2 separate regions of the Homo sapiens genome follow, and region 1 is linked to region 2. Evidence: chromatin contacts called from ENCODE Hi-C or POLR2A ChIA-PET data. All regions are on one chromosome and are shown on one strand. Each heading gives the region's core, a stretch centred on a gene start or an enhancer-like site at or near the end of the contact. The rest is flanking DNA. Distances are from core to core; before and after follow the strand shown.

Region 1 (4,524 bases), core at 524-3,023, 1.9 Mb before region 2:
CCTGTGTACCCGGGTTCCACTAACTTTATCTCCTGAGGAATGCCTCAGGAATGCTACAAGAATTGGCCTACATGAAAAAATATTTCAGTGCTACTTTACTATGGTAATATTTAAACAATCTATGCAATAAAAATCATCTTGAGCACAACATGCTAGAAAAAGTTTCTCTTGATGAACTGGTATGCCCATTTTATTAGATCGAAACTATAGACCAAGTTAACCCTAGTCCTTATTTCTGGAGTTTTATGTTTACTTCTACTGCTGTAAATACTCTCAAATCCTTTTTGGAAGCAGTCAAAATATAAATCCACAGTATTCAAAATCTTACCCTCCTTTTCCTTGCATTCATCTTTTGTTTCGATTCTTTGACAAAGGCATTATAGGATGGGACCTCTCCGGCGTCAATAGCTTGCTGAATGATATTCCTTATCCTGGGTTCCTCTGTGTACTGCACGCAAAGCACAGACTCCATGATCTGATCCATGTCACCCTTGAAGTCCAGATAGGCCTGCTTAATATCAGCCAGCTCTTCTTCCGAACCTTTGTATGTCTTTTCAAAAGCTTGAATGTCCTCTAAAGATATCTGATGATAAAGGAGATTTGCTTTAACTTTGGGAATTTTACTTTAAATAAAACGTACGTTAGTAAAACTAGAGTTGGGTGTTGAATTGCTGCAATACAACAGTTGCTTGAGTTGAAATTATTGAACCAGATTTTCTATGCCTAAGCTTCTCCGGAGTCCTCCTTTTTAAATCCAATCTTCATTAACTGCTAACTAGGGACCAGGGAAGGGAAATTTAAGTGAAATTTCCAAGAGTGAGAGGTGATCCGGAATCAGGACTTACATTTGGATATGTAAAATAAAGCGCATCCGGCAAAAAAAATAAATCGGCCCTTTTCAGTGCAACAATCACATTAACAGGAAATTTAAAGCCCGTTTCAGTAAGCGTGCGTGTATCTGTATTTCAAGGCCAAACTCAAAATTCCTAATTCCTACAAAATTAACACAAAATACAAGATCTTAGAGGCAGTCAATAAAGGTTTGTTGATTGAATGATGGTAACAGTCACAAAGAAACCTCCAGAGTCCTTTACCTTTTTAAAGAGTAGCCGCCAATACGCCTCCCAGTCTCGGTCTTGGGTGAGCACAGGAGAGTCCTCGTCCACTGTTCCCTGCTCATCGTACACTGCTCTCTGTTCTCTGTCACTGAGAACGGAATAGACTTTTCCCAGGATCTGAGGGCAAAGAGTATCCGTAAATCACCCCTGCTCCTCCCACCGAAACGGCGGCGCGAGAAATAAAGATCAGAAGGCGCCAAGCGGAGCTCAGCGCGCTCCCCCGGGGCGGGGCCCGGTAGCCAAAAGGCTAGGGGGAGGCCCGCGCAGCCGGTCGGCTTCGGGGCGGGACCCTGCATACCTGGAAGCGGCGGGTGGCGTCCTCCTTGTCGCCCTCACCCACCCGGTCCGGGTGTACCTGCAGGGACACCTTGTGGTAGCCTCGTCGGACCTCGCCGTCGGAGGCCTCGCGTCGCACGCCCAGCACCCGGTAAAGGTCGGCGGTGCCGAACACTTCCTCGCAAAGGTCCAGCAGCCCCATGCCGGGCGGAGATACGACCCCGGAGGAAGCAGCCGCTCCCAGCTGCGCCGGGTACAACCCAGGACTGCTTCTTTTTCGCGCCCAAAAAGCCCAGGGCGCCTGCGTCACAAGCACTGAAGGGGCGTGGCCACGCCGCGCATCCGCGCTTTACGGCGGCCGCAAAATGAGGTGTGGCGAGTCAGGCGCGGGCCCGGGTAAGTAACGCCGGCATGTGGAGTCACAGTCCCCGGCCGCGCGCAGGAGCTAGGTCTTCAGGGAAGTGATGTTGCTCGGGTCTCTCCTCCCCTTGCTCTGGAAATCTGGCGTCCGTCTTACCTTTTAGTGTCCAAGAACAACTTTTTCAAAAAGTTCATATATTAGCTTGAATTTACAAACTGCTGGCCTATTTTTTTAAGTAGAAAACGGCCAAACATCAGCATTCAGCAGTTACACATGGTTCAACTTAACAGATGTGTTTTTTCAAAAATGTTCTTGAAAGGAATAGGTAAAGCTGTAGACCCAAATAATTTTGCACCCCACTGGTTGGAAATGCTGGGGTACTTTCCCTCTAGCCCTGTAGGAAAAAACCCTATACTGAAACCCAAAAAGCACAAAACACGGGTCTTCCAAAAACTCTTACCTAATAGGACTTTCACCTTACACATTGGTGGAGAGAGATAACATGACCCAAGCCTCCGTCTTAATAACATAAACTGCTGAAGCAAAGGCTCTTTCTTTTAATACTCTGTGAAGTTCACAGCTGGGTTTGAACATGTTGGATCCCAGGTGGCAGCAGAGTGGGCTGGAGCAATCATCCAAGAGATGGTGAGAAACTTGGGCCTGGAGACCCAAAGCAAGGTTGAGGCTGGGGATAAAACTTTGTTAGTAGGGTAAACTCACAGAGGAAGTATGTGTATACATATCTTAAAGGATAAACAATGCTAAGTGAATACCCGAGTTGGCAGAAAATACCTTATCAAATATCCCCTCACTGATGTAGCATTTTTCAGAATCATTCTGCTCTGCCAATAAGTTTCTGCAAAGCCTCAAACTCTCCAGGATACATTAATATCTTTTAAACTTCCCAGAGTTGCCGTGATTTTCAAAGCATTTCTCTTTCCCAGATCCAAGATCAAACTCAGCTGAAGTCAGTTCCTCTCAACCTGCCCTGGCATCAAAGTCTCAAAGCAAGTGGGGGCCAACCAGCAACAACCCCAGGGGAGCTTTGACAACCACAGAATTTGAGATGGCTGGTAATCGTTCTCAGAACATAAAACACAAAGTAAGTCGGCACATTGATAGAACCTCCTCTATAAATTTCCTATATCTTAGTCACACACCAGAGTTAAGCCATCTGTCTTTGCTCATTTTTCCCTCTATGGACAACATAATATGTTGGGAAGGGCTTTCCAGGAGGGCATAACCGGGAGATGAATCTTACATCACTGGGCAAGTTTCCACCTCTAGGCCTCAGCTTCCCTATCTGTAAAACGGAGATAATCCTACCTGCCTTCATAATACCTTACAATTGTCACAAATAACCTTGTACACAAAAGGCCTAGGATATATGTAGATGCTTTGCAATATTATCTTTCTTCCAGTTTCTTGTATTTTTTAAGGTATTCAAATACATCTATTTTAACATTTTTCTATATATACATTTGCTACGGAAAATTGAAATCGCACACTGAAATATCCTTTTATTGCAACTCAAATTTTCAAAAACCAGAAAATCAAATTATTATGCTCTAGCCAAATTATGTAATGTTTTCTTTTTCTTTTCTCTGTCACCCAGGCTGGACTGTAGTGGAACAATCACAGTTCACTGCAGCATCGGCCTCCTGGGCTCAAGTGATCTTACTGCCTCAGCTTCCCGAGTAGCTGGAACTATGGGTGAGCAACACCACAGCCAGCTAATTTTTTAAGTTTTTGTAGAGACGGGGTCTTGCTGTGTTGCACAGGCTGGTCTCAAACTCTGGCTTCAAGTGATCCTTCCACCTCAGCCTCCCAAAGTGCTGAGATTACAGGTGTGAGCCACTGCCCCAATGGTATCTTTATATTATTTTTCCTTACAAGTTACTTCAAATTCTTGATGTTGAATTTCATCTCACTGACTTCAGGCTTTTAAAACACATGGGAATACTTGAGACCTAAGAATGGTTGTGAGTCAAATAAAAAAGTAGAACTAAAGTATACTGAAGTTATTCAAATACATTCAAACTATAAAGATCCCTTATAGATTACTGGCATCAAGGTAGGAAGGAAAAGATACAAGAAGTAAAATGCAACACTCATTACAGGTTGTCAACATTATTGGTATACAGTTTATCCTAACACAGAGCAGCCTTCTTAACCTGCTCCATAAAATTACCAGCAAGAAAGAAAAGTACAAGAATAAGGTTCACAGCTGAATTGGCTTGGTGTCCTAATTCCCTATTCCAGTATTCTCAGAAGGATCCCATCTATGATATATGCAGAAATCACAGCCACATTTGAATGGTTCAATCTTGATTCATACTGAACTCCCTTAAGCCCAGCAGTTTCTCATTCTTAAAAGGTAGGTTATTAGAGCCCCAAAGCAATTTTCATAACAAATCTACCTTTGTATATTTAAGAATATGCATTAAGGCTAGGAGTGGTGGCTCACGCCAGTAATCCTAGCACTTTGGGAGGCCGAGGTGGGCAGATCACAAGGTCAGATTGAGACCATCCTGGCCAACACGGTGAAACCCCATCTCTACTAAAAATACAAAAATTTGCCCGGGCGGTGGCTCACGCCTATAATCCCAGCACTTTTGGGAGGCCAAGGCGGGCGGATCACGAGGTCAGGAGATCAAAACCATCCTGGATAACATGGTGAAACCCCATCTCTACTAAAAATACAAAAAAATTAGCTGGGTGTGGTGGTGGGCACCTGTAGTCCCAGCTACTCCTGGGACTACTCGGGAG
Region 2 (5,153 bases), core at 791-3,290:
AAGAACTGAAAGAAGTGTACAGTCTAGGTGGGCCACAAATTGGGCAGGAGCTGGATTGGATGTCTGTTGGATGAGTCTCTGAATTACGGAGGTCAGGGACAGTTTTCTGAGTTGTAGAGTCAGAGAAATATGGGTAAGAGACATGGAGAGCTTCCTTTAAAGGGTGCCCACAAGATTCATGGGGGGAGGGGGAAGGTGTTTTTTTTTGTTTTGTTTTGTTTAGACAGGGTCTCACTCTGTCACCCAGGCTGGAGTGCAGTGGCATCATCTTGGCTCACTGCCACTACCACCTCCCAGGTTCAAGTGATTCTCCTGCTTTAGCTTCCTGAGTAGCTAGGATTACAGGCATGTGCCACCATGCCACACTAATTTTTGTGTTTTTAGTAGAGATGGGGTTTTGCCATGTTGGTCTGACTGGTCTTGAACTCCTACCTCAAGTGATCAGCCTGCCTCGGCCTCCCAAAGTACTGGGATTACAGGTGTGAGCCGCCGTGCCGGGCCAATGGGGCAAGGTTTGAACAATGGTCCTGTAGTGAAGATGGCTAACTTCTCAGAAGAGAAGGCTGAAGAGGGCCTTGTATGTCAAATGGGGAGACGGGAGGTGAGTGTTGCCCTAGACTTTGAGAGCCAAAGGGGCTAACTGTCATCAGAAACAGTGGGAGGGAGATTCCTCTGCCTATAAGGGCTTTGGGTCCCAAAATAGAAACTGAGAAAGGTCAACCTGTCCTTCTGCCAGAGCTGGTTATCAGCAAGAGAGATGAGATGTCTCACCCTCTCTCATGTGACTTCTCAGTGGCCCTAATGGAGCTGGGAAGGGTATGAGCTGCAGTGGGGAGGTTCCCAGCTGCCCTTGGCCTTAAGACCAGTTTGAAGGGAAAGGCCACACCAGGGCATCCCATGGAAGCAGTCTACACTCATGTCTATCCCATTCAGAACCATTGAAGTCGGCCCGGCACTGTGTGGGGAGGCAAGACCAAGGAGGGGCTCGTGTCCAGGTTACAGCTGGGTTTGGACTTGGTTTATGCCAATGCTAGACCTGGCTTGGGAGGAGACCTTCCCTCAGGGTGGTGCAGCATGGTGGAGTGAGGAAAATACAGGATCTGATGTTAGAGAGATTTGGGTTGGAATATCAGTTTGCAATATGTCAGGCAGTATGTTTCTTTACTTTTCTGTGCTATAGGATCCCCCTTGCAGAATTAGCACTAGGATTTTTTTTTTGAGATGGAGTTTGCTCTTGTCGCCCAGGCTGGAGTGCCATGGCGTGATCTCGGCTCATTGCAACCTCCATTTCCCGGGTTCAAGCGATTCTCCTGCCTCAGCCTCCCGAGTAGCTGGGATTACAGGTATGCACCACCACGCCCGGCTAATTTTTGTATTTTTAGTACAGACGAGGTTTCCCCATGCTGGCCAGGCTGGTCTCGAACTCCTGACCTCAGGTGATCCCGCCTCAGCCTCCCAAAGTGCTGGGATTACAGACGTGAGCCTCCGCTCCCGGCCTTAGCACAAGGATTAAATGAGATGTTTATATGGCGTTTGGCATAGACACTGTCAAAGAGTAAATGGGCAATAAATTATAACAATGATCATTGGGGGCTGGCTATTGGAGAAGAGCTGGCTCTCTCCAGAGGAATTCGGATTACCTCCTTCTAGGCCCTAACCCCATTTACTGATCCCACAGGCCCCGCCCCGGCTCCGCTAGCCCCGCTTCCTCCTGTCGCTTTGGCCTCCGGCATGACGCATGCGCCCTCGGGCTCCTCCGCGGCAGCATCTCGGTTCTCCTCTCGGGCCCATCTGGAGCCTCGCGTCTTTTCCAGTGTGGGCCCCGCCCCCTGCCGGTAGAACCCCGTCCCCGGCCGGTAGGGCCCCGCCTCCCGAAGCAGTTCCGGTTCGGCTCCGAGCAGCTGCCGGCGCGGCGGTGACGGCGGCCGGGACGATGCCTGCGCGCAGTCGCCACCGCCCCCGCCTCCACTCCGGCTCCCCGCCCCGGGCTCCGCCCCCGCCGCTTGAGGCGCTTCACTCCGGCGAGGCGGGGAGGGCCCCGGACTCCGACGGCGGCTCGGACGCCGACTCGGAGGTGGGTCCGGGGAGCCCGACTCGGACCGCGGAGGTGAGCGGGAGCTGAGGCTGAGGAGAGGGGAGCTTGGGGGGCGCCTGCTGCCAAGGGTGAGTGGGGAGTCTGGGATGGAGCCGGGGGCTGCCGAGGGACCGCGACCTGGAGGGGCCCCGGGGAGACGGTTGAGGGAACCGGGATAGTCAGCTCTGGAATGGAATCTGAAGCAAATGGAGGTTGTCGAACTGAGGGCCTGAAGGCTGAGGGATAAGTGGAGGCCGAGGAACGAGAGGGAGAGAGCGAGAGGGGGAGGCTTGAAGAGCCCAGAGCTTGGGGGCTTTTGAAAGCTGCGCAGTGGGGGAAAAAGATCGAAGGTCCTGCGGGAATGTGGACCCGGAAGAAGAGATGCTCTGGGTTTGGCAGCGGGGATGAGGAGTCAGAGGAGCAAGACCTGGGCCGGTGTTCCCTTCCCAGGGCGAGGGAGGGCGATCGGGGCTGGGACTGGAGCCCTCTCATGGGGTTCTCCTCTTACGGAGCCCTCTTATCCGCCTCCCACCCCGGGTGGGGCTGGTGGTGATGGAGGGCAGGATTTAGGTTTGACTAGAAGGAGGAGGGCTGTTGGATGGGAAATCGTCTGGCCTCAAGGGGTGAGGGAGGCACTGAAAAAGAGAAGTGTGGTCAAGAAAGAAAAGGAGCCCTTGGGGATCTAATTTTGGGCTTTGGCATTTTTACAGGTGCCTTTTAAAACATCAAAGATCACTAGGGCAATGTACTTGGATCGTGGGGCTTTCTCGTTCGTGCACAGTGGATCATTTTAAGAATCTTGGGTGGAAGGGGCGGTGTGAATCACTGATTTGCCTAAAGGACTGGGGGAAGTAGTGGAGAGGAAGTGATGTTTGAAGAAGGTAGTGGAAGACGTGATTCTGAAAATGAAGATATCATTTGGATTTATTGACAGTAATGGTGTCCTTTTTTTCATTGTAATTTTTTCGTAGCTAAGTTTAAATACCAGACATGTTAAGATCCTAAAAATTTACTATATTACCTTTAAGTTTTAAAAACTTGAAACAAGACTTTGGATACTCAGATTTTAAAAATTAAACTTGAAACAAGAATTTGGACACTTGGATTTTACAGATACTCAACATGGACTGGTTCCACTTTCAAAGTTTTAAGTTGACACATGTATTTGCCACATAGTAAATGTATGGTCAATGCAAGTTTCTGGGTGAAGGGGGCACAGTGAACTTGCCACAGTCTAGGCGCAATACCAAATCTTCCTCTCACTGATAACCCCAGGATTGGACTTATCTCTTGAAAATTGGAGAGGTACCTTTGACTGATTGGCAAAACCAATATTGAAATACTATTTTGCAGGTATTGTGTGAATAGTATTTTTAGTAGAGTGATTTGGAAAAATAAGGACAGAGGATGCTTGTAGTTGGCAGCCAACACAACTGGGACAGGTGGGTATACAGATGCTTTTTATAGAAGACATAGTTCCAAAACATAATTATGCCAGAAAAAGAATGATTGCAATATTTATATTCACTTTAGTAGAGATAAATTGACTTCCTTTTGTGATTGTTAAGTCATAACATGGTTCCATGAAGTCTTTGACTTTAGCCACATGTCTCATATGTTTTACAACTTTTTATGTGATTATAGGTTTGTAAAGTTGTTGGCCATTTCTTTTCTCTTCCTTCTTTTCTTTTCTTTCCTTTCTTTTTTTTTTTTGAGACAGAGATTCGCTGTGTTGCCCAGGCTTAAGTGATCCTCCCACCTCAGCCTCCCAAGTAGCTGGGAGTAGCTGGGACTGCAGGTGGGCGCCACCATGGCTGGCTAATTTTTGTTAGCATCAAGCGTTTTCTAAATGCTTGATTAAATCTAAATGGATATCTACTGTTTAATCTTCATGAGATGATAATTTGATTTGCAACAGCTTTTAAATTAGTTTATGTGTATGGGCTATGTGACATACCCTCAGATGCACAGTGGAATAGTAATTGTTTCTTCAAAGGATATGTGAATTCTTAGCTAAAAATGCTGAGATTGTTAAAGTATTAATTCCCTTTTCTTTAACTTAATACAAATTATCTTCAGTTGAAGTTTATGTAATATTACTGTTTGTTGGTTTTATCTTTAGAGTGAGATCCTCTGGAGACCTTATCTTCATACTTAGTTGTGAATAAAAGTCATGGCATGTAAAAATTTGCTGAACTGCAATATAAGAACTCTATTAAGATTACAGCTTAATGTTATTGCAAAATTAAAGAGAAACTGTTAGATGGAGTTGTACAATTAACATATTAGCATGTCTAATAGTTTTTTAATTTTTGTTTCCCTTTGTCAGTTCTCACACCCATTGAATAAAGAAAATCAGTTTTTGGCTAGGTGTGGTGGCTTACTCCTGTAATCCCACCACTTTAGGAGGCCGAAGCAGGCAGATCACTTGAGGTCAGGAGTTCAAGACCAGCTTGGCCAACATGGCAAAACCCCATCTCTACTAATACTATAAAAAGAATTAATCAGGTGTGGTGGCTCACACCTGTAATCCCAGCTACTCAGGAGGCTGAGGCAGGAGAATCTCTTGAACCCGGGAAGCAGAGGTTGTGAGCTGAGATCACACCACTGCACTCCAGCCTGGGCAACAGAGTGATATGTCTCAAAAAAAAAAAAAAAATCGGTTTCTCTAAGGCAGAAGAAGCCATCATGACTGCGATGGCAGAATATGCAGACATATTTAGGTAAATCAGTTTTGATTTCAGTACCATAACCCCCCTTCTGCAAAAGCTTATTCACATTGCACAGTTGCTTATAAACATTTTTTTATTTTGTTAATCATTAGATCCTCAATACTTCTTCAAAACTTTGCTGTTACTGATTAAGACATTTTCATGGCTTTTCTAAGAATTGAAATTTGAACACTTTTTTTGAGAAACTTAAATCACAGATGTTTCCATGAATAGTATTATTATTGTTTTATAAGAATGCCATGTTAACAAGCTATTCTTTCAAGATTTTTACTTCCAGGCCTGATGTAATATATGGTGTTAATTGTTGGGTGTACCTAGCATGCCCGTTAATTTATGGATGGAAATCT

The links. A loop is a pair of places that touch in the nucleus more often than their neighbours do. ChIA-PET counts read pairs that join two places held with the same protein, here RNA polymerase II (POLR2A). Pooled maps may share reads with other maps.
Region 1: a loop to region 2 is called in a pooled map, with 19 times the contacts of the local background. The contact joins the promoter of DNAJC9-AS1 here to the promoter of SAMD8 in region 2. A Hi-C loop is called at or near these places in 1 of 168 maps with a recorded cell type or tissue (B cell) and 8 of 50 pooled maps. POLR2A ChIA-PET finds 5 or more read pairs at or near these places in 2 of 52 experiments (activated CD8-positive, alpha-beta memory T cell and activated T-cell).

The regions. Positions count from the first base shown.
Region 1 is chr10:73,245,594-73,250,117 of GRCh38, forward strand. It overlaps DNAJC9-AS1 (DNAJC9 and MRPS16 antisense RNA 1), which reads left to right and starts at 1,774. Exons shown (of 4, transcript NR_038373.1): 1 at 1,774-1,790; 2 at 2,700-2,857. It overlaps DNAJC9 (DnaJ heat shock protein family (Hsp40) member C9), which reads right to left and starts at 1,662. Exons shown (of 5, transcript NM_015190.5): 1 at 1,417-1,662; 2 at 1,095-1,235; 3 at 329-583. The coding sequence starts at 1,596. It overlaps MRPS16 (mitochondrial ribosomal protein S16), which reads right to left. Exons shown (of 3, transcript NM_016065.4): 3 at 3,256-4,524. RefSeq lists enhancers at 1,104-2,303, 1,569-1,908 and a silencer at 1,219-1,368.
Region 2 is chr10:75,109,616-75,114,768 of GRCh38, forward strand. It overlaps SAMD8 (sterile alpha motif domain containing 8), which reads left to right and starts at 2,041. Exons shown (of 6, transcript NM_001174156.2): 1 at 2,041-2,107. RefSeq lists enhancers at 851-1,800, 1,801-2,749 and a silencer at 1,788-2,127.